Regions from separate parts of the Homo sapiens genome. Here region 1 is linked to region 2. A link is an interaction called in ENCODE POLR2A ChIA-PET data of the cell type or tissue named here. Cell type or tissue: OCI-LY7. All regions are shown on one strand. Links, peaks and the distances in the headings refer to the core of each region. The heading gives the core; the rest is flanking DNA.

What was found. ChIA-PET counts read pairs that join two places held together with the same protein. Peaks named below come from ENCODE experiments on the same cell type or tissue, not always from the same donor. Only the 100,000 strongest peaks of a DNase experiment are listed, where the experiment ranks them.
Region 1: POLR2A ChIA-PET joins it to region 2 with 10 read pairs; 2 of 35 experiments call an interaction of 5 or more read pairs at or near these places.

The regions. Positions count from the first base shown.
Region 1 is chr11:9,924,528-9,941,127 of GRCh38, reverse strand. The region is part of intron 16 of SBF2 (SET binding factor 2); the gene reads left to right. LOC101928008 (a long non-coding RNA gene) reads right to left here. Exons shown (of 3, transcript NR_120539.1): 3 at 11,865-12,238. Among named protein-coding and RNA genes, the nearest start is that of LINC02709, 170 kb to the right of the region's middle. In OCI-LY7, for the core only: no CTCF peak of the experiment used is centred there; no DNase peak of the experiment used is centred there.
Region 2 is chr11:9,835,127-9,851,726 of GRCh38, reverse strand. It overlaps SBF2 (SET binding factor 2), which reads left to right. Exons shown (of 40, transcript NM_030962.4): 22 at 1,509-1,704; 23 at 4,644-4,771; 24 at 5,987-6,162; 25 at 8,957-9,102; 26 at 12,031-12,229. It overlaps LOC101928008 (a long non-coding RNA gene), which reads right to left and starts at 12,585. Exons shown (of 3, transcript NR_120539.1): 1 at 12,451-12,585. It also overlaps the pseudogene RNU7-28P. In OCI-LY7, for the core only: no CTCF peak of the experiment used is centred there; no DNase peak of the experiment used is centred there.

The sequences.
Region 1 (16,600 bases), core at 3,689-11,688, 94 kb before region 2:
TTATTGCTCAGGCTGGTTTTGAACTCTCAAGCAACTCTCCCACCTTGGCCTCCCAAAGTGCTGGGATTACAGGCATGAGCCACCACATCCAGCCTTTGGGAGAATATTTTTAATTTCTAATTATAGTCTCTTCAGGTTTTCAGCTTTTCTTGAGTTCATTTTGGTAATTATTTCCTAAGAACATGTCTACTGATTAGTGGCTTTTTTCTTTTTTAAAATTAGTTTTGTCCATTTTATTAGTCTATAAACTCTTTGCCTTTGTATCTTTGCTTTCTGTCTAATTAATTTCTTTTCTATCTTTATTATTTCCATTCATCTAAGTTTTTCACTTGTTCTATTATTTTTTACTTCTTGGGCTGCAGGTTTAAGAGGTTCCCAAATTTTCTGAGTTCACAATGAGTCCTTAGTATCTCAGCAATATTTTCTTGGTGCCCCCTGGGCCAAACCAAATACCTGACAGCTTCATTTAGTAAATCTTTCAGGCCAAGTAATGTGTATTATATTCCTACAACTTAATAGCTATTTGGGAAAAAATATACACTTAAATTTTTTCAAAAATAGTAATATTTTTATTTCATTTAAAAATAACTACAACTGCTTACTAATGGTATACGTGCTCCTGTTGGGTACTACACAGCTGCTCAGACTTTGGTATTAGACTGGCTGCACCACCACCATTTCTATCTTTTAGCATAGTATGTACTTTAAAAAAAATTTTTTTTTGAGGCAGAGTCTCGCTGTGTTGCCCAGGCTGGAGTGCAGTGGCGCGATCTTGGCTCACTGCAAGCTCCGCCTCCCAGGTTCACACCATTCTCCTGCCTCAGCCTCCCAAGTAGCTGGGACTACAGGTGCCCGCCACCATGCCCGGCTAATTTTTTTTGTATTTTTAGTACAGACGGGGTTTCACCGTGTTAGCCAGGATGGTCTCGATCTCTTGACCTCGTGATCCGCCTGCCTCAGCCTTCCAAAGTGCTGGGATTACAGGCGTGAGCCACCGCGCCCGGCCTTAGCATAGTGTGTACTTTTTAATCACAGCAACCACTCAATACCCAGCTTTGCAAAGACACAATATCATTAATAGTAATGTGGCATGATCTAATGTTGAAACCGAATTACTTCAAGCATATAATATCAAGAGATTCAGTGTCAATATACATTCAAAAATGCTGTGTTTCCCCTGAAAATTAAAAATATATGACATCACTCTTGACATTTCCACATAGCACCTAGGATGACTTACTCCACAGTTTAGGAGCGAGGCTTTCAGACATTCTTTTTAATTATTACTTAATATTTCATGGTGCAGGCCAGCTTTTTTCCCCTTTGAACAAAATTTCAACAAACATCCTTGTATATACGTCTTTATTTACTGATACCTGTAGTTAATAAGTATTGGCAGGTTGCTGTCCAAAGGGCTATGTTTCATATCTCCACCAGCAGTTTTTCAGAGTATCTCCTTTCCCATATCCTTACCAACAACAGATTCAGTTGCTCTTGTAAATGTTGTTTGTTATATGGGCAAAAAAGGTGGTAAAAGTACATATAAAGAACTTGTTTGGTTTGCTTCTGATCCCCAGCACCTGAAATAGGGCCTCACCCATGAAAAGTTTCAGTAAATATTTGTTGAGTGAATGGATGCAGGAATCAGTCAACTAACTTATGTTATTGTTACTTCAATTTGTAGTCCCTGCAGTATTAATTGAATTTGAGCATTATTTTAAATGCATGTTTAGGCCGGGCGCAGTGGCTCACGCCTGTAATACCAGCACTTTGGGAGGCTAAGGTGGGCGGATCACAAGGTCCGGAGATCAACACCAGCCTGGCCAAGGTGGTGAAACCCCGTCTCTACTTAAAATAGAAAAAAATTAGCCGGGCGTGGTGGCAGGTGCCTGTAATCCCAGCTACTTGGAAGGCTGAGGCAGGAGACTCGCTTGAACCTTGGAGGCAGAGGTTGCAGTGAGCCGAGATCGCACCACTGCACTCCAGCCTAGGCGACAGTGAGACTCTGTCTCAAAAAGTAAAATAAAATAAATAAAATAAAATAAAATAAAGAAATAAAGCATGCTTGTTTGGCTTTTCTATTTTTCTTTGACTTGCTTATGTATACTTTTTGCCTTTTTTTCTTTTGGGTTAACTTTTTCTTGACATTTTGTAAGAGCACTTTAGTTTAGATATTGCCCTTTACAATTTTTTCCCAAATACATTATTTATCTGTTGACTTTGTGTTTTAACTTTTGCCATAGAAAAACTTTTAATTATATTTGCTCATTTTGGCTAGCCTTTTTTTTAATAACCTCTATATTTTCAGTCTGTTTAGAACATTTTCTTCATCAAGATATATATGTTGTCTAAATTTTCTTGCAAGATTCTTATTGCAGCTGGAATTTATAACTATACAGTATATTAGAAATATCCAGTTTTATTTTCTTCTGAAAGAATGGCCAGTTATTCTGGCAAAATTTATTAAATAATTTGTCATTTTCCTACTAAATTGAACTATAATATTTGTCATGTATTGGATTTTTATACATACTGGGATTTATTTCTGGATTGTTATTCTAATCCATGGATATTTATTTCTAAACGAATACCATATTTATTTGATAAAAGGACATTATGTTCCAAAAGCAAATTATCCTACATTGATTTTTTTTTTTTGTACTTTTTAAGCCATTCCTGGGCATTGATTATTTAATATAAACATTAAGACAATACTGTTCAGTTCCCCGAAAAAAAAATCCACTGGAATTGAGAGTGCAAACCATTTGGAATTGCATTCCATTTATATGTTAATTTTGGAAATTTAATATTATCTTTTTTTTTTCTTTTTTTTTTCTGAGACGGAGTCTCGCTGTGTCGCCCAGGCTGGAGTGCAGTGGCTGGATCTCAGCTCACTGCAAGCTCCACCTGCCGGGTTCTCACCATTCTCCTGCCACAGCCTCTTGAGTAGCTGGGACTAGAGGCGCCCGCCACCACGCCCGGCTAATTTTTTGTATTTTTAGTGGAGACGGGGTTTCACTGTGTTAACCAGGATGGTCTCGATCTCCTGACCGCGTGATCCGCCCGCCTTGGCCCCCAAAGTGCTGGGATTACAAGTGTGAGCTACCGTGCCCGACCCTGAAAATTTAATATTTTCTTATAAGTCTTCCCATCTAATAACATCCAGTTTTCAATTTTTTGTGTGCCTTTCAGTAGCTTTTAAGGTTTTCTTACAAGTTTTTTGGTTTATTAGATGTATTCTTTAGCATGTTATAGTTTATACTGATATTGTGAGTGAAGTATTTTTCTGTTTCCATTTTCAGTTGCTTTTTTGCTATAATAAATCAAAACTATTGCTTTTACATACTTATTTAATACCTATCCATTTTACCGAATTCTCTTATTAATTTCAGTTTTTTATTAGTTTCTTGGGTTTTCTAGACATGCAATAATACCAATTCAAAAGAAAGTTTTATATCTTTTTTGCCCGTTTTTATACAATTTATTTATTTCATCTTCTTGTCATATTGTATTCTCCAGAACCTCCAAGACAATGTTAAATAAAAATCTGATAAAAATTATCACTGTCTTAATCCTAATAAAAATGGTTAGTGTTTTGTTATTTAGGATAATTATTTTTTATTTGGCTTTAGTAAATAATTTTTATTATCTTGAACTAGTTTTCTTCTGTTCCCATTTTGCTTGTTATTTGTATTGGCTGATAAATATTTTTCAATTGCTTTTCAGCACTTATTATAATGTTTTTCTCTTCCTTAGTGTCCTGATTTAATAGATGAAATTGATAAATTTTTTTCATTGATCCATGATTGCATTCCTTTATGCTTCCCACAAAACTTTATCTTTTCTCTGTGGAAGCTTGTAGGATCTTCCCTTTGACCCCAGTCTTCAGAAATGTTATAGTGATGTCCGCTGATGTCATTGGGGTATTTGCATATATTGTGCTGAATATGTGTCAAACCCTTTTAATCTGGAAGCTTTTGTCCTTAAATTCTGGGCAATTTTCTTTAATCTTCCTTCTTTTTCTCATTTTGCTCTTCTGGGATTTATACTATTCAGATGTTGGCCCTTCCTATACTTTGAGTATGTTCCTCAGAATTCATGTGTTAGAAATTTGGCCCCTGATGTGTTGGTGTTGGGAGGTGGGACCTTTAAGAGATGATTAGGTCATTGACAGTGATTAATGCCACTCTTTCTTAACTGAGTTAATCCTCAAGGGAGTAAAGGAGTTCTTGCTCTCATGTGCCATGTTGGTTTGCTGCAACTATGAACTTGTCATTTACATTAGGTATTTCTCCTAATGCTATCCCTACCCCAGACCCCCACCCCTGACAGGCCCCAGTGTGTGATGTTCCCTGCCCTGTGTCCAAATGTTCTCATTGTTCAATTCCCACCTATGAGTGAGAACATGCAGTGTTTGGTTTTCTGTCTTTGTGATAGTTTGCTGAGAAGATGGTTTCCAGCCTCATCCATATCCCTGCATAGGACATGAACTCATCCTTTTTTATGGCTGCATAGTATTCCATGGTGTATATGTGCCACATTTTCTTAATCCAGTCTATCATTGATGGACATTTGGGTTGGTTCCAAGTCTTTGCTATTGTGAATAGTGCTGCAATAAACATACATGTGCATGTGTCTTTATAGTAGCATGATTTATAATCCTTTGGGTATATACCCAGTAATGGGATTGCTGGGTGAAATGCTATTTCCAGTTCTAGATCCTTGAGGAATTGCCACCCTGTCTTCCACAATGGTTGAACTCATTTACAGTCCCACCAACAGTGTAAAAGCATTCCTATTTCTCCACATCCGCTCCAGCATCTGTTGTTTCCTGACTTTTTAAAGATCACCATTCTAACTGGTGTGAGATGGTATCTCATTGTGGTTTTGATTTGCGTTTCTCTGATGACCAATGATGATGAGCATTCTTTCATAAGTCTGTTGGCTGCATAAACGTCTTCTTTTGAGAAGTGTCTGTTGATATACTTCACCCACTTTTTGATGGAGTTGTTTTTTTCTTGTAAATTTGTTTGAGTTCTTTGTAGATTCTGGATATTAGCCCTTTGTCAGATGGGTAGATTGCAAAATTTTTCTCCCATTCTGTAGATTGCCTATTCACTCTGATGGTAGTTTCTTTTGCTGTGCAGTAGCTCTTTAGTTTAATTAGATCCCATTTGTCTATTTTGGTTTTGTTGCCATTGCTTTTGGTGTTTTAGTCATGAAGTCCTTACCAATGCCTGTGTCCTGAATGGTATTGCCTAGGTTTTCTTCTAGGGTTTTTATGGTTTTAGGTCTAACATTTAAGTCTTTAATCCATCTTGAATTAATTTCTATATAAGGTGTAAGGAAGTGATCCAGTTTCAGCTTTCTACATATGGCTAGTCAGTTTTCCCAGCACCATTTATTAAATAGGGAATCCTTTCCCCATCTGTTGTTTTTGTCAGGTTTGTCAAAGATCAGATGGTTGTAGATGTGTGGTGATATTTCTGAGGCCTCTGTTCTGTTCCATTGGTCTATATATCTGTTTTGATACCAGTACCATGCTGTTTTGGTTACTGTAGCCTTGTAGTATAGTTTGAAGTCAGGTACCATGATGCCTCCAGCTTTCTTCTTTTTGTTTAGAATTATCTTGGCAATGTGGGCTCCTTTTTTGGTTCCATATGAACTTTAAAGTAGTTTTTTTCAAATTCTGTGAAGAAAGTTATTGGTAGCTTGATGGGGATGGCATTGAATATATAAATTACCTTGGGCAGTATGGCCATTTTCACGGTATTGGTTCTTCCTATCCATGAGCATGGAATGTTCTTCCATTTCTTTGTGTCCTCTTTTATTTCGTTGAGCAATGGTTTCTAGTTCCTCTTGAAGAGGTCCTTCACATCCCTTGTAAGTTGGATTCCTAGGTATTTTATTCTCTTAGTAGCAATTGTGAATGGGAGTTCACTCATGATTTGGCTCTCCGTTTGTCTGTTATTGGTGTAAGAATGCTTGTGATTTTTGCGCATCGATTTTGTATCCTGAGACACTGCTGAAGCTGCTTATCAGCTTAAGGAGATTTTGGGCTGAGACGATGGGGTTTTCTAAATATACAATCATGTCATCTGCAAACAGGGACAATTTCACTTCCTCTTTTCCTAATTTAATACCTTTTATTTCTTTCTCTTCCCTGACTGCCCTGGTGAGAACTTCCAACATTAAGTTGAATAGCAGTTGTGAGAAAGGGCATCCTTGTCTTGTGCCAGTTTTCAAAGGGAATGCTTCCAGTTTTTGCCCATTCAGTATGATATTGGCTGTGGGTTTGTCATAAATAGCTCTTATTATTTTGAGGTACGTTCCGTCAATACCTTGTTTATCGAGAGTTTTTAGCATGAAGGGCTGTTGAATTTTGTCAAAGGCCTTTTCTGCATCTGTTGAGATAATCATGTCTTTTTGTTGTTGGTTCTGTTTATGTGATAGATTACATTTATTGATTTGCGTATGTTGAACCAGCCTTGCACCCCAGGGATGAAGCCGACTTGATCGTGGTGGATAAGCTTTTTGATGTGCTGCTGGATTCGGTTTGCCATTATTTTATTGAGGATTTTCACATTGATGTTCATCAGGGATATTGATCTAAAATTCTCTTTTTCTGTTGTGTCTTTGCCAGGCTTTGGTATCAGGATGATGTTGGCCTCATAAAATGAGTTAGGGAGGATTCCCTCTTTTTCTATTGATTGGAAGAGTTTCAGAAGGAATGGTACCAGCTCCTCTTTGTACCTCTGGTAGAATTCGGTTGTGAATCCGTCTGCTTCTGGACTTTTTTTGTTGTTGGTAGGCTATTATTGCCTCAATTTCAGAGCCTGTTACTGGTCTATTCAGAGATTCAACTTCTTCCAGGTTTAGTCTTGGGAGGGTGTATGTGTCCAGGAATTTATCCATTTCTTCTAGATTTTCTAGTTTATTTGAGCAGAGGTGTTTATAGTATTCTCTGATGGTAGTTTGTATTTCTGTGGGATCGGTGGTGATATCCCCTTTATCATTTTTTATGTTTTATTTTTATTTATTTATTTTTGAGACAGTCTCGCTCTGTCACCCAGGCTAGAGTGCCATGGCACAATCTCAGCTCACTGCAAGCTCCGCCTCCCAGGTTCATGCCATTCTCCTACCTCAGCCTCCCGAGTAGCATTTTTTTATTGCATCTGTTTGATTCTTCTCTCTTTTCTTCTTTATTAGTCTTGCTAGCAGTCTATCAATTTTGTTGATCTTTTCAAAAAACCAGCCCCTGGATTCATTGATTTTTTTGAAAGGTTTTTTGTGTCTCTATCTCTTTCAGTTCTGCTCTGATCTTAGTTATTTCTTGCCTTCTGCTAGCTTTTGAATTTGTTTGCTCTTGCTTCTTTAGTTCTTTTGATTGTGATGTTAGGATGCTGATTTTGGATCTTCCCTGCTTTCTCTTGTGGGCATTTAGTGCTGTAAATTTCCCTCTACACACTGCTTTAAATGCGCCCCAGAGATTCTGATACGTTGTGTCTTTGGTCTCATTAGTTTCAAAAAACATCTTTATTTCTGCCTTCATTTCGTTATGTACCCAGTAGTCATTCAGGAGCACTTTGTTCAGTTTCCATGTAGTTGAGCGGTTTTGAGTGAGTTTCTTAATCTTGAGTTCTAATTTGATTGCACTGTGGTCTGAGACACAGTTTGTTGTGATTTCTGTTCTTTTACATTTGCTGAGGCATGCTTTACTTCCAATTATGTGGTCAATTTTGGAATAAGTGTGATGTGGTGCTGAGAAGAATGTATATTCTGTTGATTTGGGGTGGAGAGTTCTGTAGATGTCCATTAGGTCCACTTGGTCCAGAGCTGAGTTCAAGTCCTGGATATCCTTGTTAACCTTCTGTCTCGTTGATCTGTGTAATATAGACAGTGGGGTGTTGAAGTCTCCCATTATTATTGTGTAGGAGTCTAAGTCTCTTTGTAGGTCTCTCAGGACTTGCTTTATGAATCTGGGTGCTCCTGTATTGGGTGCATCTATATTTAGGATAGTTAGCTCTTCTTGTTGAATTGATCTGTTTACCATTATGTAATGGCCTTCTTTGTCTCTTTTGATCTTTGTTGGTTTAAAGTCTGTTTTATCAGAGACTAGGATTGAGGATTGCAACACCTGTTTTTTTTTTTTTTTTTTTTTTTTTTTTTTGCTTTTCGTTTGCTTGGTAGATCTCCCTCCATCCCTTTATTTTGAGCCTATGTGTGTCTCTTCATGTGAGATGGGTCTCCTGAATAGAGCACACCGATGGGTCTTGACTCTTTATTCAATTTGCCAGTCTGTATCTTTTAATTGGGGCATTTAGCCCATTTAAATTTAAGGTTAATATTGTTATGTGTGAATTTGATCCTATCATTATGATGCTAGCTGGTTATTTTGCCCATTAATTGATGCAGTTTCTTTGTAACATTGATGGTCTTTACAATTTGACATGTTTTTGCAGTGGCTGGTACTGGTTGTTCCTTTCCATGTTTATGCTTCCTTCAGGAGCTCTTGTAAGGCAGGCCTGGTGGTGACAAAATCTCTCAGCATTTGCTTGTCTGTAAAGGATTTTATTTCTCCTTCATTTATGAAGCTTAGTTTGGCTGGATATGAAATTCTGGGTTGAAAATTATTTTCTTTAAGAAGGATGAATATTGGCCCCCTCTCTCTTCCGGCTTGTAGGGTTTCTGCCGAGAGATCCACTGTTAGTCTGATGGGCTTCCCTTTGTGGGTAACCTGACCTTTCTCTCTGGCTGCCCGTAACATTTTTTCCTTCATTTCAACCTTGATGAATCTGACAATTCTGTGTCTTGGGGTTGCTCTTCTCGAGGAGTATCTTTGTGGTGTTCTCTGTATTTCCTGAATTTGAATGTTGGCCTGCCTTGCTAGGTTGGGGAAGTTCTCCTGGATGATATCCTGAAGAGTGTTTTCCAACTTGGTTCCATTTTCCCCATCACTTTCAGGTACACCTATCAAATGTAGATTTGGTCTTTTCACCTAGTCCCGTATTTCTTGGAGGCTTCGTTTGTTGCTTTTTACTCTTTTTTCTCTAACCTTGTCTTCTCACTTTATTTCATTAATGTGATCTTCAATCACTGATACCCTTTCTTCCAGTTGATCGAATTGGGTATTGAAGCTTGTGCATGCGTCACGAAGTTCTCGTGCCATGGTTTTCAGCTCCATCAGGTCATTTAAGGTTTTCTCTATACTGTTTGTTCTAGTTAGCCATTCGTCTAACCTTTTTTCAAGTTTTTAGCTTCCTTGCGATGGGTTTGAACATGCTCCTTTAGCTTGGAGAAGTTTGTTATTACTGACCTTCTGAAGCCTACTTCTGTCAACTCATCAAAGTCATTCTCCATCCAGCTTTGTTCCATTGCTGGGGAGGAGCTGCGATCCTTTGGAGGAGAAGAGGTGCTCTGGTTTTTAGAATTTTCAGCTTTTCTGCTCTGGTTTCTCCCCATCTTTGTGGTTTTATCTACCTTTTGTCTTTGATGTTGGTGAACTACAGATGGGGTTTTGGTGTAGATGTCCTTTTTGTTGATGTTGGTGCTATTCCTTTCTGTTGTTTAGTTTTCCTTTTAACAGTCAGGTCCCTCAGCTGCAGGTGTGTTGGAGTTTGCTGGAGGTCCACTCCAGACCCTGTTTGCCTGAGTATCACCAGTGGAGGCTGCAGAACAGCAAATATTGCAGAACAGCAAATACTGCTGCCTGATCCTTCCTCTGAAAGCTTCGTCCCAGAGGGGCACCCATCTATATCAGGTGTCTGTCGATCCCTACTGGGAGGTGTCTCCCAGTTAGACTACACAGGGGTCAGGGACCCACTTGAGGAGGCAGTCTGTCCATTCTCAGAGCTCAGCCGCCATTCTGGAAGAACCACTGCTCTCTTCAGAGCTGTCAGACAGGGACTTCTAAGTCTGCAGAAGCTGTCTGCTGCGTTTTGTTCAGCTATGCCCTGCCCACAGAGGTGGAGTCCATAGAGGCAGTAGGCCTTGCTGAGCTGCAGTGGGCTCCGCCCAGTTCGAGCTTCCTGGTTTCTTTGTTTACCTACGCAAGCTGCAGCAATGGCAGATGCCCCTCCCCCAGCCAGGCTGCCACCTCAAAGTTCAATCTCAGACTGCTGTGCTAGCTTGCAGTGAGCAAGGCTCTGTGGACATGGGACCAGCCAAGCCTGGCATGGGAGAGAATCTTCTTGTCTGCCAGTTGCTAAGACCTTGGTAAAAGTGCAGTATTTGGGTGGGAGTGTCCCGTTTTTCCAGGTGCAGTCTGTCATGGCTTCCCTTTGCTGGGAAAGGGAAATCCCCCAATCTCTTGCTCTTCGCAGGTGAGGTGACACCCCACGCTGCTTCGGCTCACCCTCCGTGGGCTGCACCCACTGTCCAACCAGTCCCAATGAGATGAAACAGGTACCTCACTTGGAAATGCAGAAATCACCCGTCTTCTGCATCGATCACGCTGGGAGCTGCAGACCAGAGCTGTTCCTGTTCAGCCATCTTGAAACGGATCTCCCCAAGTTAATAACTTTTTAACATGTATAGACACCTTTGAAACTATCACAACAATCAAAATAATGAACCAATTTATTATCCCCAAAAGTTTCTTGTACTCTTTTGTACAAGAAAAGGGATACAAAGGATACTCTCCCCTCTTCTCAACACCCTGCCTCTATACCCATTCCCAGGTGACTGCTGATCTTTTCTCTGCCACTATAGATTAGGTTGCATTTTCTACATTTTATGTGAATGGAATCAAATATGTAATTTTTTTGGTCTGGCTTCTTTTACTCAGCATCATTATTTTGATGTATGTAGTATGCATCAATAGATCATTCCTTTTTAATGGTGAATAGTACTGTTATATATTGTATAAATATTAGGTTGGTAAAAAAGTAAATGCAGTTTTGGACCATGAATTTTAAATCATTATAACTAGGCTCAAACACATTTTTTTTCACCTGTTTGTACTTTTTTTAAAATTCTTTATATTAATTTCTGAGGTACATGTCCAGGATGTGCAGGTTTGTTACATAGGTAAACGTGTGCCATGGTTGTTTGCTGCACCTGTCAACCCATCACCTAGGTATTAAGCCCAGCATGCATCAGCTCTTTTCCGTAATGCTCTCCCACCCCCACCATCCCCCAACAGGCCCCAGTAAGTATTGTTCCCCTACCTGTGTCCATGGGAGCTGAACAATGAAAACACATCTTTATTAATCAGAATAGGAACCGTTACAATCAACACATTTTTGCCAGTTAATAATAAGTTTCTTTATTCCTGTAGCATAAATGTCTGTGCTTCAAGATTCAACGAACTCTTGGAAAGCATTTTCTGCATCCTGCTGGTTGTGGAAGCATTTTCCCTGCAAAAAGTTGTTGAGATGCTTGAAGTGGTAGTCAGTTGACCAGGGGTTGGGTGCATACGGTGGATGAGGCAGCACTTTGTAGCCCAATTTGTTCAACTTTTGAAGCATTGGTTGTGTGACATGCATTGTCATGGAGAAGAATTGGGCCCTTTCTGTTGACCAATGCCAGCTGCAGGCCTTGCAGTTTTCGGTTTATCTCATCGATTTGCCAACTATACTTCTGAGATGTAATGGTTTCGCCAGGATTCAGAAAGCTGTAGTGGATCAGACTGGCAGCAGACCACCAAACAGTGACCATGACCTTTTTTGGTTGCAAGTTTGGCTTTGGGAAGCGCTTTGGAGCTGCTTCTTGGTCCTACCCCTGAGCTGGTTGTCACTGGTTGTCATATAAAATCCACTTTTTGTGGCACATCACAATCCAATTGAGAAATGTTTCCTTGTTGCATAGAGTAAGAGAAGATGACACTTCAAAACGATGGTTTTTTTTTTTTTGTTTTTTGTTTTTTTTGGTTCAGCTCATGAGGCATCCACTTATCGAGCTTTTTCACCTTTCCAGTTTGCTTCAAATGCCAAATGACCATAGAATGGTCAATGGTGAGCTCTTCGGCACCTTCTCGTGTAGTTGTAAAAGGATGAGCTTTGATGATTGCTCCCACTTGGTTGTTGTCAACTTCTAATGGCTGGTCACTACACTCCTCATCTTCCTCTTCTCCTTTGCAAAACTTCTTGAACAAGCACTGCACTGTATGTTCATTAGCAGTTCCTGGGCCAAATGCATTGTTGATGTTGCAAGTTATCTCTGCTGCTTTATGACCCGTTTTGAACTCGAACAAGAAAATTGCTTGAATTTAATTTTTATCTAACATCATTTTCATAGTCTAAAACATGAAATGAACAGCAAGTAATAAGTCATTAACAAAAGAAAAATAAAGTGAGAAATGCCCATTAAAATGATGTATAAAACATAACCACATTTATTTAAGAACGTATTCCAGTATCAAACGGCAGATTCCAACAATGCAAATACCTCAGTTACTTTTGCTTATCCATTCACATGTTAATGAATATTTGATTCATTTCCAGCTGGGGCCTGGTACAAGTAAAACTGCTCTCAACATTCATGCATAAGTCTTTGATGGACATAATGCATTCATTTATCTAGTTTAAAATAACAGGAGTGTATTGGCTGGACCCTATAGTATGTGTACTTTTAACTTTTTAAGAAATGTCCAAGCTGTGTTTCAAGCAGCTCTATCATTTTACATTCCCACCATGAGTATATGAGAGTTCCAGTATTTCCACATCCTCTCCAACACTTCCTGTAGTCAGTCTTTCCATTTGAAGCCATCCTAATAGGTGTGTGGTTGTATCTCATGTGGTTTTAATTTGCACTTTCCTAATGACTGATGATATTGGACATCTTGATTTATACTTATTTACCATCTATATATCTTTGTTGATGTATGTTCAAATATTTTGCCCTTTTTAAATTGGGTTGTTTGTTTTCTTATTACCGAGTTTGGAAAAATTTTTATATTCTGAATACAAGTCCTTCTCAAATATATGATTTTCAGTTATTTTCAGATATTGTCTTATATTTTTATTCTCTGAACAGTGTCTTTTAAAGATCAGAAGCTTTTTATTTTGATAAAGTCCAGTTTATCAATTTTTTATTCATGAATAGATATGCACTTGGTATCATATCTAAGAAGTCTTCTCTAAACCCAAAGTGACAAAAATTTTCTCTCATTTTCTTTAAAAATGCTAAATGTTTAGGTTTCATATTTAGATCTCAGCTGTTTCTAGTTTATCTTTTTAATTTGGTATAAGGTATGGGACCAAGTTCATTTCTTTTACAAACAGATATAGAGTTGTTGTTGCATCATTTGTTTACTCACTGAATTGGCTTTGCACTTTTGTGAAAAATAGTATAGATTTAAGTGCAGACATTAGCTGTAGGGTTTTTTTGTAGATACTCTCTTATCTGTTTATGAAAGTGTCCTTTGATTCCTAGGATACTGAGGAATCAAATAATTGATGTGGTATTTTGTCAGATTTTTTTTCCGTATCTTTTAAGGTGATCAGATAGTTTTTCTCTTCAGTTTTTTAACAGGGTGAATTACATTGGTTGATTTGCTAATGTGAAACCAGCTTTCCATTCTAGTTGATCATGATGTATTTTTTATTTTTTTATTTAATTTTTTATTTTATTAGAGACAGAGGACTTGCTATCTTGCCCAGACTGACTCCAGTGATCCTCTTGCTTCAGCCTCCCAAATAGCTGGAACTATAGGCACATAGTACTGCATCCGGTTTAACTTGTCGGATTTGATTTGCTAATTTCTGTGTCTGGTTTTGGTAGCAGGGTATTGCTGGCCTCATAAAATCAGTTGGGAAGTGCATACTCCGGCTCAATTTTCCAGTAGAGTTTGTCTAGAATTGGTATTATTGCTTCCTTAAATATTTGGTGGAATTCATAAATAAAGATATCCAGGCCTAGATCTTTCTTTATGAGAAGGTTTTTAACTTCAAGTTCAATTATTTTGTAGATGTAATGTATTTGGGTTATTTATTTTGTAAGAGGTATTTAGCAATTGGTATCTTAAAAGGAATTTGTTCATTTTGTCAAAATTGTCCAATATATAGATATAACATGTTAATCCTAGTTCTTTATTATCTTTTTAATATCTATAGAATCTAGAATAATGTCATCTCTCTCATTCCTCATGGCAAAAATGTGTTGTCTCCCCTTTTTATCCTGTTCAGTCAAGCTAGAGAGTTATACATTTTATTAAATTTCTCAGAGAACCAGTTTCGGGTTTCATTGATTTTCTCTCTGTTGTTTTTATGTTGTCTATTATTGATTTCTACACGACATTTTATTTCCTTTCTTCTACTTACTTTATATTTAATTAGCTCTTTGTCCATTTTCTTAAGGTAGATGCTAATGTGATTGATTTGAAACCTTTCTTCTTTTCTAACACAGGTATTTAGTGCTAGAAATTTCTCACTAAATACCGCCTTATTAGCAGCCAACAAATTTTTATATAATATGTCTTCATTTTTATTCATTTTTAAATACTTTCTCATTTCCCTTTTGATTTCTTCTTTGAACGCTTAGGTTATTTAGAATTATGTTATGTAGTTTATATTATACTCTTTGCGTGGATCTTTCAGAGGTTTTTCTCTTAATGCTTTCTAACTTCTATCATGTTCAGATAACATGCTTTTAAATTCATTGGGAGATGTTTTATGGTCCAGTATATGGTCTATATTGGCAGCTATTCCTTATGCACTTGAAAAGAATGTGTGTTCTAATATAAGAATTTTGATTGGTATAGCATTATGAAATTTTAAGTAGGGGCCATCCTTTTGCTTTTTCCCTACTTAAGATTTTCAGTCTTTCCAATGGTAGTTTGTTAAAAGGAAAAAAAAAAAGACAATTTTTTTTATTCTTAAGGCTAAACTTCAATTTTGAATTCTCACCAGTGACAAAAAGGTTTGCAAGTTTCTAACAGCTACAGGAAAATCAAATACAGTCTACCCGAAATATTTTTCTACTTATGCAGTGTAGAAATGACCAAAGTTCAATGTGAAAAGGGAAAAAAACAAGGAGACTAAAACACTTTTATAAGTACAACTTAAGCCAGATTACAGATAGTCTGCAATGGAGACAGCCCAGTTTCATAACAAAATCAAAGGGGAAAGATCCACATATCAGTCTTTGAGGCTGTCTGACTTTGATACCCTTTGAAGTTCAAACTGTTCTCTCTTTTATCTATAACTAATTTCATGGAAAACGTTATCACGTTGGTTCCAAACCTTATTTTTTAGCCTGGGGAGACTGACATTTTTCAGTTGCCCTATAACAAGTTCAGTACCCTGATTTGATGTCCCCTGCCATAATTTTCTAAACAGTATTCTAAAAATAGCAGCCAAAAGCCTAAGGAAAGGGCAATTGTGGGAAGAAAAGAGATAGAAAATCACACTTTCTATAACTTTAGGACTATAAGACCTATATTTTAAGGGTATTGTAGTCTAATGTAGTCCAAAATCTTTATGTGACACATGTGGAACTAGATTCGACTAGGTGAAATGTGTCTAATTCAAACCAAGATGTGCTGTTAGTGTGACATATACATTGGCTTTTGAGGACTTAGTCCAGTAAAGGAATATAAAATATCTCATTAGTGGACGGGCACGGTGGCTCACGCCTATAATCCCAGCGCTTTGGGAGGCCCAGGTGGGCGGATCACCTGAGGTTGGAGTTTGAGACCAGCCTGACCAACATGGAGAAACTCTGTCTCTATTAAAAATTCAAAATTAGTCGGGCGTGGTGGCGCATGCCTGTAATCCCAGCTACTTGGGAGGCTGAGGCAGGAAAATCGCTTGAAGCCGGGAGGTGGAGGTTGCAGTGAGCCAAGATCACGCACCATTGCACTCCAAGAGCAAAACTCCATCTAAAAATATATATATATATATATCATTAGTGACTTTTACATTAATTTTAGGTTGAACTATCATATTTTAGATGTGTTTGGTTAGATAAAATATATTTAATTTTACCTGTTTCCTTTTACTATTTTAAATTAGGCTACCAGAAAATATTAAATTACACATATAGCTCACATCATACAGATCCTGCTTGACTTAAAATGGGGTTACATTCCTGATAAACTCTTTGTAAGTTAAAAATATCCTAAGTTGAAAGTGCAGTTAGGCCAGGTGCGGTGGCTCACGCCTGTAATTCCAACACTTTGAGAGGCTGAGGAGGGAGAACTGCTTGAGCCCAGGAGTTCAAGACCAGCCTGGGCAACATAGTGAGACCTCATCTCTGCAAAACATAAAAAAAATAGCTGGACATGATGGTGTACACCTGTGGTCCCAGCTACTTAGGAGGCTGAGGTGGGAGGATTGCCTGAGCCTGGAAGGTGGAGGCTGCAGTGAGCTGTGATCATGCCACTTCATTCCAGCATGAGTGACAGAGCAAGAGCCTGTCTCAATCAATCAATAAATAAATAAAAATAAGAAAATGCGACTGGGCGTGGTGGCTCACGCCTGTAATCCCAGCACTTTGGGAGGCTGAGGGGGGTGGATCGCCTGAGGTCAGGAGTTTGAGACCAGCTTGGCCAGCATCGTGAAACCTCGTCTCTACTAAAAATACAAAAATTAGCGGGGCGGGGTGGTGCATGCCTGTAATCCCAGCTACTCGGGAAGCTGAGGCAGGAGAATTGCTTGAA
Region 2 (16,600 bases), core at 8,227-16,226:
TAGGTAGGAATATAATTCTATCAGAAACCTGAGACACAGCGATTATTATACTTTGGCTTTACATTTAGCTCTAAACTCACTAGAGCCAACAAAAATAATAGTGCTGATTAGTTTTTATTGCTTAGTAAAAAATAAACATATTAGACCTTCAGGAGAGATTTTTTTTTCCTAGCCCTAAACTCTTCAGAGGAATGTATTATATGGTTACTGAGTCAGAATTTCCTGAGTTGTGTAAATGTTCATTACGTGGCCAAGGACAGGTCTAGTTAAAAGCTCGTCCATATTTTTTGTTTTCTTGAAAAACAAAATAATGTGCAAATAATTTCAAAAGTAATAATGTTCTTTGTATAAATTTGAGCATAAAAGAAATACACATTGTAGAAAGTGAAAGTCCCCTGCAGTCCTCCCTATACTACCTCCACCTCCACCCTTAACTGTGATACCATTGCCTTTAACAGTTGGGTTCACAGTCTTACAATTCCTATTCTTTTTCCAAAAATGGGATTATAATGTACATTCTGGTTTCTAACTTGCTTTTTTAACTAATCTATGTATTCTGGGTTTTTTTTTGTTGTTGTTTTTTTTTTTTTTGAGATGGAGTCTTGCTCTGTTGCCCAGGCTGGAGTGCAGTGGCACAATCTCGGCTCACTGCAACCTCCCCCTCCCAGGTTCAAGCGATTCTCCTGCCTCCGCCTTCTGAGTAGCTGAGATTACAGGCGCCTGCCACCATGCCCAGCTAATTTTTGTGTTTTTAGTAGAGGCAGGGTTTCACTATGTTGGCCAGGCTGGTCTCGAACTCCTGACCTCAGGTGATCCATCTGCCTCAACCTCCCAAAGTGCTGGGATTACAGGCGTGAGCCACTGCACCCAGCCTTCTGGATATTTTTCCATGTTAACACATATAGATCTATGTCATTTTTTAAAGGTTACAAAATGTTTCATTGAATGAATATTTCAGATATTTGAGTTATTTCTCAATGACTTTACTTTTACACAATTCTGCAAAGAATCCTCTCACATTTGGGTATATAAACTTCATTTCTGCCTCTTACCAAATCAGGTTTCTCATGTGACTATCTGGGAAGTCTGGCTTAAGTTTTTTAGGTCTGTAACTGAAAAGATAACCATGGACTAAGTATTAGAAACTCCACAAAAGTTGTGTTTAAAATACTTTTCTATGGTGGCTCATGCCTGTAATCCTAGCACTTTGGGAGGCTGGGGCAGGTGGATTGCTTGAGGCCAGGAGTTTGAGACCAGCCTGGGCAATGTAGCAAGATCCCATCTGTACAAAAAAAATTTAAAAATAAGCCAGGCATAGTGGTGCATGCCTGTAGTCTCAGCTACTCAGGAGGCTGAGGTCAGAGGATCTTTTGAGCCCAGGAGTTTGATGCTGCAGTGAACTATGATTGCACTACTGTATTCTAGGCTGGGCAACAGAGCAAGACCCTGTCTCCAAAAATCAATCAATTAGTCAATCAATCAATCAATCAATCTTTTTCTGTTGTAAGCCCAAGATTCTTAGACCTGCTCTGCTGCCAGGAGAAGAAATTGTCTGTGAGGGTCTTCGAGTCTTGCTGGATCCTGATGGAAGAGAAGAAGCTACTGGAGGTCTTCTTGGAGGCCCTCAGCTCCTGCCAGCAGAAGGAGCCTTGTTCCTCACCACATACAGAATTCTCTTCAGAGGAACACCCCATGATCAGTTAGGTATGACTCGATATGCCATCAGAACATGGGTATCTGTGTGGTACATGAGGTCTCGATCCCATCTGTGCACAGTGATTTGCAGATCATTTTAAATCCAAAGTCAGCTTTTTGCCACACAGGTATTTTGGTGAAATACTTTAGTCTGACAGAGCTAATGATAATTTGGGTCATAGTTTTTTACTTGAAGAACAAAGTGTTATCTTCTAAACAATAAATCAAGGGTTCATTTGCTGAAATGATCATAATTTCATTTCATGAGGCAGAGTGTTATACCCTAGAGATATTCACTCTAACTGCTGAATATATCCCTTGCTGGTTTGTCCACGCTTTCTGAGTCCTACAGTTAACTGTAAAACTAAGGTCTTGCAGATACTTGAACCTTTTTGTGGAAGGATATGCTAACTATCACAAGGTTGTCCAGCACCAACTAATCCCACTTCCCTCTTATTCCATTCCAATTAACTCCACTTCCCTTTTAGCAGACAACTTCTCTTCTACTTGCCAAACTCCTATAACTTCTGTTTCTATTTTCTACTATTCAGTACAGCCTTCTATATTGGAAAGGAATAGCATGCCCTACCAGAAGTAATCTACATTATCTTCTTAAATTCACTATAGTCTATATGTAAAATGCTCTTGTTGATAGGAAAAGCACATAATTAAGACTTTGGGCAAAACAACAGGACTCCAAGTCAAAGCTCAGTGACTTAAATCACTTAACCTTTCTGGACTTTATTTTCCTCTTTTATAAAATTGGGAGATTGGGCTTTCATTGGTGATAATTCAGTGGTTCTTAATGTTGGCTGTATATTTGAATTATCTGGGAATCTTTAAAAAAAAATACCAGTTTCTGGGCCCAACCCTCAAACAATTGTATTAGAATCTGAAGCAGTAGAAATAGGGAGACCCAGGCATCTGTGTATTTCTTTAGCCCCACAAGTGATTGTGATTGAGAACCACTGGGCTAAATGGTCACGAAAGTGCCTTTCTCCTTTGAAATTATGTATGCAGTAGCATTTGATGAGTATGCACTATGTGCTACTCATTGGTTGGACAAGTGAATTCAGATATATAAAATGTATTCTCTTTTAAATCTTAACAGTTGCATTATTCCTAGGTTGAATAGAATCAAGATGGCTTAGTACATCAGTCATAAAAGACTGCTTACCATATAATGCGCAACAGTTCATAAAATTAAATAAGGAAAGATGAATTTGTAAGAATAGTTTTGCTTATTTTGAAAAAGTGAAAAGGAGAAAAGTGTCTTAGCCCGCTCCTTCATATTGCTATACACAAATTGTATTTGAAAGTAAACGTATTTTTAAAAGAAACTATGCAGTACTTACAATTTTTTATAGTAGGACTTTTGTGAGGTTAATGGCCATAAACACACATTTTGGACACGTAAACGTGATACTTATGTGGTCATTTAAATTGCTGTAATTTATTTATTTTGAAGTTATGCGTAGTGTGAAATCTCATATTCTCTGCCTTTTCCTTGCTTATGTGGTCATTTAAATTGCTGTAATTTATTTATTTTAAAGTATGCTTAGTGTGAAATCTCATATTCTCTGCCTTTTCCTTTCAAATTTTGAATTAATTTCACTTAGGAAAATTATTTTTGTCAAAGAAAATCTTTTTATTTCCTTTTAAATTTCTAATTTAAAATTTATCCTTTGATGACACATAGAAATATTATAATTTTACATGTTATATAAATGTAGGTGTTAAATACATCCTAGAACTTAAATCCTATGTACATCCTGACTTTGCTTAGCCTCTGGATATGAGCTTGATGTAAGAATATAGTCAGAATTTTTCTAGATTACAGATTGATAGATCCAGGGAATTAGGATTCTGATTATAATAAATGAAGAAATGTATGAGCTGTTAAATAAGATGAACCTAGTTCAGATCTCCCCACCCCCTCCCCACCCTGGCTTACTAGCTGGGAGGCCTTGTTCATTGCCACTCCTGTTATGTTCCTCTACCACTGCCTAAAATGCTCTTCCTTTCCCTTCTGCAAATCCAGATTCTACACTTCCTTTAAAGCTCCATCTTCTCTCTCAATTCTCCCAAAAATCATTTTCTATCCAGCTAGCATGCAGAGATCCTTCTCTGAAATATTTAAATCCCTGTAGACTGTTCCCTCAAACGTAGGAGCTAACCACATATTATTATATTCTGCATGTGACTCTCCTCCCACGGGAAATTGGAAGCTCTTCAAGGGAGGTCTTGAGTGTGCTACTTTTTTTCTAGACTCTCATCTTCATAACCTCAGGTACTTGATAAATAATTATTTATATTTTCCCATGTTTGCTTTAATAAACTCCTAAAAGTCTTGCGCTTAAGTCCAGGCTTGTTTTCCAAAGGCACATATATATAGTATAACATCTTTTACATATTTCGAAACAAACTTTAAAAACCTATTCTCTTTTGCTTTATCCTTATATTAAATATCTTGGATGTCTTTTCAATACTTGAGGAGTATTTTTTTTTTTTTTGTAAAACCTCCCTTCCTATAAAATTGCCTTAAACCAGGTGATCTTATGTGGCACACAGTAGGTTGGGGAGATAGAAAGAATGAAGGCAGTCAGGCTGTGACAGTTTCTTCACTCGAGGAAAGGACTCTGTCTCAGGAGTGGCAAGTCACTTGTCTCTAACTTCTCAGATTTCCAAGAATTCCAGTTCTTGCCTCATTCCTTCTAGTCAAGGATCCCTTCTACTGCTTCCTGTGCTAGTTGTGTGAAATGTAAGTCACTTGCCACTCCTGAGACATAATCCTTTTCTGGAGTGAAGGGCACTTTCTTTCACTGCATCCCTGGGCAGTGTCCTCTTCAAATACATTTCTCTAGCAGAGACTGATGAAGTAAGCAGTAGACACTCTAAAAGTGAGCTATAAAGTGTTGTTGCTGAAGCTGTGTCCTGTCTATTTACAGTGGGTGAGCAGACAGTTGTGCGGAGCTTTCCCATTGCCTCCATCACCAAGGAGAAGAAGATTACAATGCAGAACCAGCTACAGCAGAACATGCAAGAAGGACTGCAGATCACATCAGCATCTTTTCAGGTATTAAAAAAGGAAGCCATTGTTTTACTATTCAAAAATTTTCAAAAGTCAAATGATATTATGGCCATTTTGTGTGGTCATGTGCTCAGAAGTTAAGAGGATGAGAATGGGGAAGATCATAGGGTCTGAGAGGGTAGTCATCAGCTGAGTAAACTCATGAATAGTCTTGGATTTAATCCCTGGAGCCCCTTAGCCAACTCAGAGTACCAGCAGATACTCAATAATGAGTGATCTTAGAAACTTAGACAAGTACGATTGGTTCTTATTCTCTGCCAAGTTATACCTCAATACCTGTTTGATGAAGCCTTTAGATAAAAAGCAATTATCTTGTCATCTGTTTTGAAGGAAATGCCCTGTGGCTGTTCTATGGAAAGGTAAACAGTATAGCTAGGGCTAAAGTTCTATTGGTACTAGTTGCATACCCCTGATAAAGCAAGAGGTTTTCCAGGGGTTTATGACTGTATCAGAACTTTGTAGAATTACTGCAATAACTCAATAATTATTGAATAATGCAAACCAGACCCTGGAAGAAGTGACCTTTTCTTAGTTTTTCCTGTTCTTAAATTCTCAGTTTGCAATATTTTGCTTGTCTTATTCTTCATCACTTCTCAGATTTCTAAGAATGCCAGTTCTTGCCTCTTTCCTTCTAGTCAAGGATCTCTCCTATTGGCTTCTATGCTAATTGTGTGAAATGTAAGGCTGCTGATCTTTAGGCTCCAGACCTTCTCTCATCACCTGAAAGCATTGGCTGCCTAAGGATTTCCTCACTGTCCCGACTACCAAAGAACTCCACACTCAAATATTGCCTAGCTGTACTGATTAGGATTCTAGTCAAATGGATTTCTTTTCTTCCTACATTTGTTGTATCTGGGTAGGAAGAGACCTTATTAGGCCAAATTCTCTATCTGGAACCAACCAGTTGAGAAATGAGAAGGGCGTGTTTGCTATACAATTCCCTATCCCATTGTAGAAGAAATAATCTTAAAGAAACTGACTTGAAGATACATGATTTTCCTTGCCAACTAGCCATTTATGGCAAGTAAACCTTTTTGAGCCTTTTTTTATTTTTAAAAATTTAAAAATTGTATTGCATGTTATCCAAAGTCCCTTTGACCTCCAGTCTTGCCATTTTGTGTTATTATATTCTGTTGTTTGGGGGAAAGTTGCCAGGAAATCCTTAATGCTTCTTTTGTGTTTAATCTCTTTTGCTTCTAGTTGATTAAGGTAGCATTTGATGAAGAAGTCAGTCCAGAAGTAGTAGAGATCTTTAAGAAACAGCTGATGAAGTTCCGTTATCCTCAGTCCATTTTCAGTACCTTTGCTTTTGCTGCTGGACAAACTACCCCACAAATAATTTTACCAAAACAGAAGGAAAAGAACACTTCTTTTCGGTAAGAAGAAAGACAAGTCTGTTAATTTCAGCCCTCCCGTAATTGATTGCAAAAGGAGTAACCTATCCTTTGTGTCCAGGTGTAAGCGATTGCTGTTTTCATTCACTGTTCTGTTTCTGTCAAGCCCATGGGGCCAAGATCATAAAGTTACGGAACAGCAGCATTGATAAATGTAGCAAGTTTCAAAAACTAAAAGCTACCAGAGGCTTTGACTGTCATGTCCATTGCTCACAATGCATTTTTAGAATGTGAAATTCTATTTTCTCTTTTTTCCATATTGATCACTTTCTAAATGCTTTTGACCAATCCCTTCAGCTTTTATTAATATCCAGGCCCAGTGGACAGATTTGCTTTTATCTAGAAACAGGAGGCTATATTTTCTGTTTTTCATAACTCTTGAACATTTCAAACTTACTGAAAATTCATAACAGTAGAACAAAGAATTTCTGTATATATTTTACCCAGATTCACCAGTAGTTTCTACTTTGGTCCATTTGTTTATCATTCTCTCTCTCATATATACACATATTTTTTTTGAGCCATTTGAGTTAGATATAAGATGTCCCTTTATCCTTAAGTACATCACAATATGTTTCCTAAGAACAAAGACATTATCTTTTTATGTTTTTTATTTTATTTTGTTTTTTAAATTTATTTATTATACTTTAAGTTCTGGAATACATGTGCAGAACGTGCAGGTTTGTTACATAGGTATACATGTGCCATGGTGGTGTGCTGCAGCCATCAATCCATCATCTAGGTTTTAAACCCTGCATGCATTAGGTATTTGTCCTAATGCTATCCCTCCCCTTGTCCGGCATTATCTTATATAAGCACAGTAATCAAAGCCAGAAAATTTAATTAATATAAAACTTTTATCTAACCCAGAGTCTATATTCACATTGTGTTAATGATCCTTTTTTAGTTTAGTACCTAACTTTTTTATTCCTGGTCCAGGATCTAATCCAGGATCAGGCATTGCATTTAGTTGTCATATTTCTTTAGTATGAACCCTTATTTTCTAGAAAGTTTTTAGAAATTTATGTTGAAAGTTTTAAACTTCAGTTATGACGAAATAACAATAGTTTTAAGTTATCTTCCATCGGTGATAAAATATAAGGGCTAAAATTTCATTCACTGTTAACCATGTAGAATTCGGGCATCTGCCAATACAAATTACAATACTAGGGAGAGCTTTGCAGACTTTGGAAAAGAGGCCCTTCCTTTGCCTGAAAGAAGGGTAGATTGGGGATTATAGAAAATTTGAGGTTCCAGACAGTATATTATTTCTCAGTTGCACAGCTAGCCACCTGTCTAGCTTTGCTTACCAGGTAATATCCAGGTATGGTATGCTGAAGCATGAGCAAGTTCCTAGGGATTTACAGCAGTGGACCAAGCATCTTGTCTTAGCACCATAGGGTCGGAGAGGAGCCTATGATGTTTGTTATCTCAGCCTTCAATGGAAGAGACAAAGCTTTGTGTGGTATTTTACATTTAGAAACTATCAGAAACATGTATATTTATATTAGTTTCAGAAATATATACCTGTATCAAGCCTGTTATATCAGCTGCAACAGAGATGTAGCAATTTAAAAATTTTAAGAGTTGCCTGGGTATATGAAACAAAAGATATATATAGCTTTAGCTGGGAAAAAATTTCAAAAATCCCATTGAGTTTAAGTTACACCTAGTGTTACAGCTCTTTTAGAATTTGTCTAGCAGACTTTCCAGTTTTTGCCAGAAAGCCCACTAATAAAAATTAAAAAATAAAAGTTACACAAGTGATTTACAATAAGTTTAATTTAGGAAATATCAGTATTTTATGATTCCCAGCTGTTATCTCAAACATGTTTCATAACCTTCAGGTTTACATTGCAAATAACTAAAGATGGAGTCTGGTGAAACTATTTGATAATAAAAGAAGCCTTATCACTTTTTACTGAATGGCAAGAAAACACCAGAAGAGTTCTTTGTGATAGAGAAGAATATAATCAAGAACAGTCTTCAGAGTCTTCACCTCCATCTGATTAGTCAGGAAATAGGTTCTCTGTTTAATTCTCTGGATTGCCTAGATTTTCTGTCAGCAAGAAGGGTTAAATTGTTTGAATAAATAAAGTACTTCTAGGTCCATTACATCTTAGTTTCCCTTTAATTAAAGCTGATTCTCAAAAGGATACTCAAGTTTCTGATTTCTTATTTTTCTCCTTCAAAAAAGGGGAATTATATTATTTTTCTATGCTTCTTAAAGTTTACAGCTAATTAGAGTCAGGACATCACATATACACACTTAAAACAGTTAAGAAATAAGCAAATGTGTTGCCAACTATGAAGGCCATATGATCTCAAAGAAAGGCTTGTGAGTTGGTAGAAAGAGAGTTTGAGTAAGTAGAGAAGTGGGCAGGCTGGCTTTCCATGTAGGAGGACTCCAACAAGCATGCTTTGTGGGAACTGTGGTAGGGACAGTGGCATGAGGATAACCAGAGTGGGTTCAGGGCAGTCCTCCCCGACAAGCTAAACCAAGGAGTTTAGATTTGGGGTGATAAGTAGTTTGTGTCTCACTTTACATTTTCCTGCACGTTTTTCCTAAGACAGTATCCTGATGACAGTGGTGTTTTATGGGAAATTAGTCTACTGCCATATTAAAAGTAACCTAAAGAAGGAGAGGCTTAACAAGAGTCTGGACCAGTAGTGGCTGTGGGAAAGGAGAAGAAACAATTTGAGCTAAGTAGGTGTCAACAATACAAGTAGTGCTTTTATATTAAGTTGACATTCTCTTTGGTTTTATGACTTGTAGTACCTTCTCAAAAACAATTGTGAAAGGTGCCAAAAGGGCAGGGAAAATGACAATTGGGCGGCAATATTTACTGAAGAAGAAGACAGGGACAATTGTGGAAGAAAGAGTAAATCGTCCTGGATGGAATGAAGATGATGATGTATCTGGTATGTGAAAACTTGAATTTCCTTCATTATTCAACTTTATTTCTTATATGAATAAGAGACTCAGATGTAGTTGCACTTACATCTTGATTCACAAAAACCTAGATCTCATGAGAAGATGGAAGCACTTACCAGCTTCTTAGAACTGGGGGAAAAATATTTTCCCAATATCCCATTGTTCAGGTAATATTTTGTTAAATTATACTTCTTTACTAAATTCATACAGCTAATTGGTCATTTTTATGTGTGTCTCATTAAAAGAAGAAAGAAGGGAACCCCACTGCATGGGAAATTTAGGTATAGAGTAGTCCCCTGTATCTTATCCTTCTAGAATAAGAATTTAAGGTAAGGACATTGAACATTTCAAGTTGAAGATTTCAGTTTTTGGTAAGAACATTGTTGGTGCTCTTAATCAAAATGGGGGACCTAAGATGAAGGAATACTTAGGTCATAAGAAAAAATACTTGCTAAATATTTGAAAGAACAGCTACAATATCTCTCAGTGGGAAAAATAGAGGCAGAAAGCTAGTAGCAAAATCTCTGAGTGACTGTTTCCCATTCTTAACCCAGTATCAAATATGCTATGGAATCAGCACTACAGAGAAGCTGATATAATGGGAGGCAGAATGCCATTACACCCTTTTTTTCCCCTCAGGATCTTAGAATCAGTCACCGGTGGTTTTGCAAAAACTACTACTAACAACAACAACATTTTAAAAAAGAAACCTCATCTTCAGAGAAAGCACTGGCTAACCGGTCTCCATTTTCAGTTGCTGGGATAAAGAACCTATGTGGGCCAGGCGCAGTGGCTCATGCCTGTAATCCCAGCACTTTGGGAGGCTGAGGCAGGCAGATCACTTGAGGCCAGGAGTTCGAGACCAGCCTGGCCAACATGGCGAAACCCTGTTGCTACTGAAAATACAAAATTTTAGCCAGGCATGGTGGCATGCGCCTGTAGTCCCTACTGCTCAGGAGGCTGAGGCATGAGAATTGCTTGAACTTGGGAGGAGAAGGTTGCAGTGAGCCGAGATTGCACCACTGCACTCCAGCCTGGGTCGGACAGAGCAAGACTCTGCCTCAAAAAAAAAAAAAAGAACCTATGTGGTTTTGTATGTATGTATGCATGCCCTGGGTGAGAACATGTACATACAAGCTTGCCTTTGGGGCAATGAAAATACCCACCATTATATCACTGAAATAACACCACACCCATTTGTTGGAACCCTGATCTTTTCACAGTCATGTGTCAAACCATAAAAATATTATCGCTACCCATCACTATTGACTCTTCTAACTCAATTTTTTTTATATTTCATGGAACAAAACCTATTATTCTATGATAATTATTCTACTAAAAGACCAAATTATATAATGTTCTTTGCTCCTCTGAAAATTAAAGGCCAACACAGAATTGATACCTGATGATATTGCATTGTGAAGTTCACAAATGGAAACATGAATTGAAGTTCACAAATTGAAACACTTAATTGTTGATGTTCTGCTTTTTTAAAATATATTTTAATGAAAGAGGGCCATATCTTTGCCTGCACATTAGTACTTTGAGTACATTTTCAAAAACTTTGAAAGCTTGATTTGATGTCTCTTACTTTCAAAATAAATAGGGAAGTAAATTAGGACAGTTTTTAACATGGATTTTTTTTTTCCCCAGTTAGAACATGCAGTACCAATTAGGAATGTTCTTTAAAAAAAAAAAAGCCTCCCTAAAATATTTGATTATTGAGTAAATTCTTCCACATCTAAAATTGTAAAGGATTCTGTAACCTGTGATTGTAAAACTGTGAGGGGATTTCCCACGTACACCACATCCTCTAACAAAAATATTTCCAGGAAAAAAGTGTAACTCCTTTATACCTCTCTGAGGAAATAAAGTTATTTTTCCCTCTAGTGAACTTCTGGTTAATCCAGAAATTTCTAATAAAAGTTTATAGTCTGAAAAGTAAACTGAAATCTGGATGATGAGTTTGTATAGTGATTTTATGAAAGATAAATTTTACTGATGGGTTAGCCTCTGACAAACTTTGGGTGTTTTTATAGAGTCCTAAATAGAAATCACTGCAATTTGACAATAAGCAAGCCTTCATGAAACAGAACAGTGTAGGTAATGAATTCAAAATTATATTGTTTTTAGAAATTATTTAAATGGTATTATTTTCCTGACATTTTTTAGTTGAATTACTGATATTTTATTTCTTGACTATTCATTACACTTTTAATTTATGTTTATTTAAGTGTGATTCCTCACAGAAGTTACATGATTTAATTTGTGATATACATAATACTTGTCATCCTAATATAAACCTGTCTTGGTGTAAGAGTCTTCTTCAAAAGTAGCGGGTTTGTTTTTTTTTTTTTTTGCGGCTGGGGGCGGGGTTTGAGACAAAGTCTCGCTCGGTTGCCCAGGCTGGAGTGCAGTGGCACGGTCTCAGCTCACTGCAACCTCCACCTCCCGGGTTCAAGTGATTCTCCTGCCTCAGCCTCCCGAGTAGCTGGGATTACAGGTGCCTGCCGCCACACCTGGCTAATTTTTTGTATTTTTAGTAGAGATGAGATTTCACCATGTTGGTCAGGCTGCTCTCGAACTCCTGACCTTGTGATCCGCCCACCTCAGCCTCCCAGTGCTGGGATTACAGGCGTGAGCCACCACACCCAGCCCAAAAGGAAGTTTTTAATCCTGTGCTTTGAGCTAATCATTTCTTCAATATCTGTCTCTACCATCCCAGTTTCAGATGAGAGTGAGCTCCCCACAGGTACTACCCTGAAGGCCTCAATTGCTTTGAGCTAATCATTTCTTTGATATCTGTCTCTACCATCACAGTTTCAGATGAGAGTGAGCTCCCCACAGGTACTACCCTGAAGACCTCAATTGCTTTGAGCTAATCATTTCTTCGATATCTGTCTCTACCATCACAGTTTCAGATGAGAGTGAGCTCCCCACAAGTACCACCCTGAAGGCCTCCGAGAAGTCTACAATGGAACAGTTGGTGGAAAAAGCTTGTTTCAGAGACTATCAGCGTTTAGGTTTAGGAACCATAAGTGGCAGCTCTTCCCGTTCAAGACCCGAGTATTTTAGAATTACTGCCTCCAACAGGATGTATTCACTCTGCCGGAGGTAAGTGTGTCAGTGGGCTCCAAAAAGAGGTCTTCCTTCCTTTCTTCTTATTTGAATCTTTAATAGGCCATTTGCATCCATAGCCCTGAGATAGATAAAAATGCCTGAAAATAAGAACAAGGTCTCCAGGATACGAGCAAGCATCTCATTGGCATTCTCGGAACAATTACCTTACTGAAAGTACCTCTAGTAGGTGAGAAGGTGAAAGGTAAAGTACTCACCCCCTATGAATTTCTCTTGTCTTTCTCTTCCCAGTTTGCTTCTTTTCTAGCATGACTAAAGATAACTTGAAGAACAGGATTTTCCCAGCCCAATAGAGGACATGAAAGTCTTTTGTAGGCTGGGGAGCCACAAACTCTTTCTATAAAGGGTCAGTTGGTAAATATTTTCAGTTTATGAGCCATAGAGTCTCTTGTTGCAGCTATTCAACTGTGCCGCAAAAGCAGCCACAGACAGTAAGGAAATGAGTAGGCATGGCCAGTTTTGGCCCACAGGCTATAATTTGCTGACCCAGGTGTAGGCAAGGCTTTCTTATGCGGTCTAATTGGAATGTTTTCAAGGGAATATTACTTAAAGGATGTAAATAAAGAGGCATTTTCTTTTTTCAGTTCTTGTCATCTCTCACTGTTTTTCAAATATGTTGAGTCTTATTCCATGCTTTACTATATGTAAATATATATTTTCTAAAATTACATTTTCACCATCCACAAGTTTAGTCATTTTCATCTCCAGGTAAGATTTTTCTTTGCATTTATAAATTCCTGCTTAAACAGCTCTGAAATCACTTTGTAAATTGTAAGCTTTGTACATATTTTAGAAAGTTATCTTAATGTTACTTTCAACCCTGTTGCTCTTGAAGATAGATATGTCATTTTAAATGGCAATTTAAGTTTACAAATATTAATATGAAACTTCAGAAACAAGTTGGGAATATAGTTTTGAGATTGTGGCCAAATAAACATTTTGCATGAAGTTCTGAAAAATTGGCACTCTGAGTATGCAGTAATTTTTCTGGAATTCTCCGTCATTCTAACTAAATTTTCTCTGAAGATGAGTCATGTTGTCGGGGTGTGATGTCCTGCTGTTTGGAAAGTTTGCTATCAAAATTATGCCAGCCATTGAGAAAACAGACTCATTTATCATTCCAATCTGTCAGAAGTAAAATAAAATTTTAATAGATGACTTATTAGAACACTGGTTATAAAGCATTTATGATGGTAAAAAGTAATATATATCCATTAAGTTATTAGCAGGAAGGAAATGGAATAATAAAAAATAATCCAAAAGAAGGCAAGAAAGGAAAAAAAAGGGGACATAGAACAAATGGAATAAATAACAAGTAGTAAGATGGTAGATTTAAATTCAAATATATCCATAATTGCATTAATTATTAATTGACTAAATGTTCCAATTCAAAGAAAGAGATCAGGGTTTGCTTTAAAAAAAAAAAAAAAAAAAAAGTGGCTGGGCTCAGTGGCTCACGCCTGTAATCCCAGCACTTTGGGAGGCCGAGGCAGGCAGATCACGAGGTCAAGAGATGGAGACCATCCTGGCCAACATGGTGAAACCCTGTGTCTACTAAAAATACAAAAATTAGCTGGGCATGGTGGCTTGTGCCTGTAGTCCCAGCTACTTGGGAGGCTGAGGCAGGAGAATCACTTGAACCCTGGTGGTGGAGGTTACAGTGAGCCGAGGTCAAGCTACTGCACTCCAGCCTGGTGACAGAGCAACACTCCGTCTCCAAAAAAAAAGCTTTCTGCTGCTTTTAAGGGACAAATCTAATATACAAGTATATAAAAAGGTAGAAAGTAAAAGGATAGAAAAAATATACCACGCAAAACTACCTTTAAAAAAAGTTGTTGTCACTATATGAATATCAAAGTAGACTTTAAAAGCAGTAAGAAAGGATGGTTGATAATGACAAAAGGTTTATTTTACACACAGCAATTCATTAAGATCAAGTGGAGTTTATTGTAGGAATAGAGTACTGGTTTCACATCTGAAAATCAGTCAGTGTAATTTACCACATTAACAGAATTAAAAAGAAGTTTATTATATAAAGATAAGCATTTTGCAAATGCAAAGTACACTTATGAGTTTTATTTATGTAAATTTATTTATGTAAATTCTGTATTTTTTGTCACATTTGTGATCTTTAGAAAAAAGCTCTCAGCAAAAGAGAGTAAGAATGAGCTCCCATGAGTAGCGCCCTGAAGGCCTCAGAGAAGTCTACAGTGGAACAGTGGGTAGCTCCTTAATCTTCTGTCTTAAAAATCCTACACAGGAAATTACTTATCTTAGAAATAAATAAAATATTAAAAGCTTTTTCTCTGAAATCCTGACAAGGATGCCCATTATCACCATTTCTATTCAGTGTTGTACTAGAGGTCTTAGGCAGTGCAAAGAGACTAGAAAAGTAATAAAAGGTATAAAAATTGAAAAGAAAGAAATAAAACTGCCATTACTCACAGATGACCAAAATGCACATGTAGAAAATCTGTAGGAATCTGCCAATAAACTTTTAAAATTATTAAGTGGATTTAGTACAAGGTCACTGATAAGGTCACTAGTACAAGGTCATTTACAATAATTATATATATACTAAAAACATTATTACAAAATGAAATTTTCAAAAAGTGATGCTATTTTGGTATTATTCCTACTATTTACAGTAGCACTAAAAAACATTACTTAGGGATGAATCTAATAACCAGTGCAAGACCTCTACATGGAATACTTAAAACAATATTGAAGATCATTGAAGAGCTAAATAAGTAGATATTTCAGGTTCTTAGATTAGAATATTCAGTATTCTAAAACTGAATTTCCTGAAATTGTTCTATAGAATCAGTCCCAATCTCAGCAAAATGTTAATGGAAACTGAAAAGGTAATTCTAAGAGTTACATAAAAATGTGGAAGGCAGAGTAGCCAAGATAGTCTTACAGAATAATACTATAGGATGTCAAGAGTTTTTATAAAGCTACAGTAATTAAGACAGTATAGGACTGACACAAGAATGGACAAACGGACCAGTGGAGCAAAATAGGGAATATATTAAACAGAAACACCCCAACATATGTGGATACTTGATTTAAGATAAAAATAACACTTAAGAGCAGTGGATAGAAGATGTTTTTTCAATAAAGGATGCTGGGAAAAATTAATCTTGACCTATTCCCATTGACCTATAGATCTATATGTAAAAGGTTAAAACAATAAAACAATAGGTTTGTTATTAAGGTTAAAGCAAATAAGCTTAAAACAATAAAGCTTCTAGAAGATAAGAGAATGTCTCCATGACCTTGAGGTATAGGGAAAGATTTCTTGGGATAGGAAAAACATTATCTATAAAGTAAAAAATTGATAAATTTAGAACTTCTGTATATCAGGAGATATCATCAAGAGAGTAAAAAGGACTATAAATTGGTTAAATAACTTTGGAAAGTTGTCTAATGCTGTCTAAACATTTAAACATCTACTGAACATATTCATAACCTAATTCCTAGAAATTCTCCTCTTAGGTGGAGTAGAATTTCTAACAGAAATACATATGTGCTCCCAAAAGACATCTACAAGAATGTTCATGGCAACATTCTTAATAATTAAAAAAACTAGAAACTACTCAAAATCAACAAGAGAATAGATAAATGGTATCATACTCACACAGTGAAATACAGTAATGAAAATGAACAAACTACACGTGAGTACAAATAACACGGATGGATCTCATAAACATAATATTGAGCAAAAGAAGCCAAACATGAAAGAATAAACTCTGTTGATTCCCTTTATCTAGAATTCAAAAAGAAGCAAAATTCATCCACATTGTTAGTCAGGATAGTAGTAATCTTTTTTTTTTTTTTTTGAGACAAGGTCTTGCTCTGTCTCCCAGGCTGGAGTGCAGTGATGTGATTCCAACTCACTGCAGCCTCAACCTCCCTGGCTCAGGCGATCCTTCCACCTCAGCTTTCTGAGTAGCTGGGACTAGGCGCATGCCACCAAACCTGTCTAATTTTCTTTTTATTTTATTTATTTATTTTTGTAGAGAAGAGGTCTCACTATGTTGCCCAGGCTGGTCTCAAACTCCTAGGCTCAAGCCATCCTCCCAGCTGGGCCTCCCAAAGTGCTGGGATTACAGGTGTAAGCCACCATGCCAGGCAGGATAGTGGTAATCTTTAAGAAAGAAGAATAAATAGTGACTTGGAGGAAATACTAGATCTTGGATGCTTGTAGTGGTCAATTTCTTGACCTAGGTGGTAGTGATATCACCTAGGTTTTGAGCATTTGTATGTGAATTATGCTTGAATTAAAAAGTTTCCACAACAGCTTCTGAAGCCTAGTCTACCTCTTGAGAGTTAACTGTGGAGCCC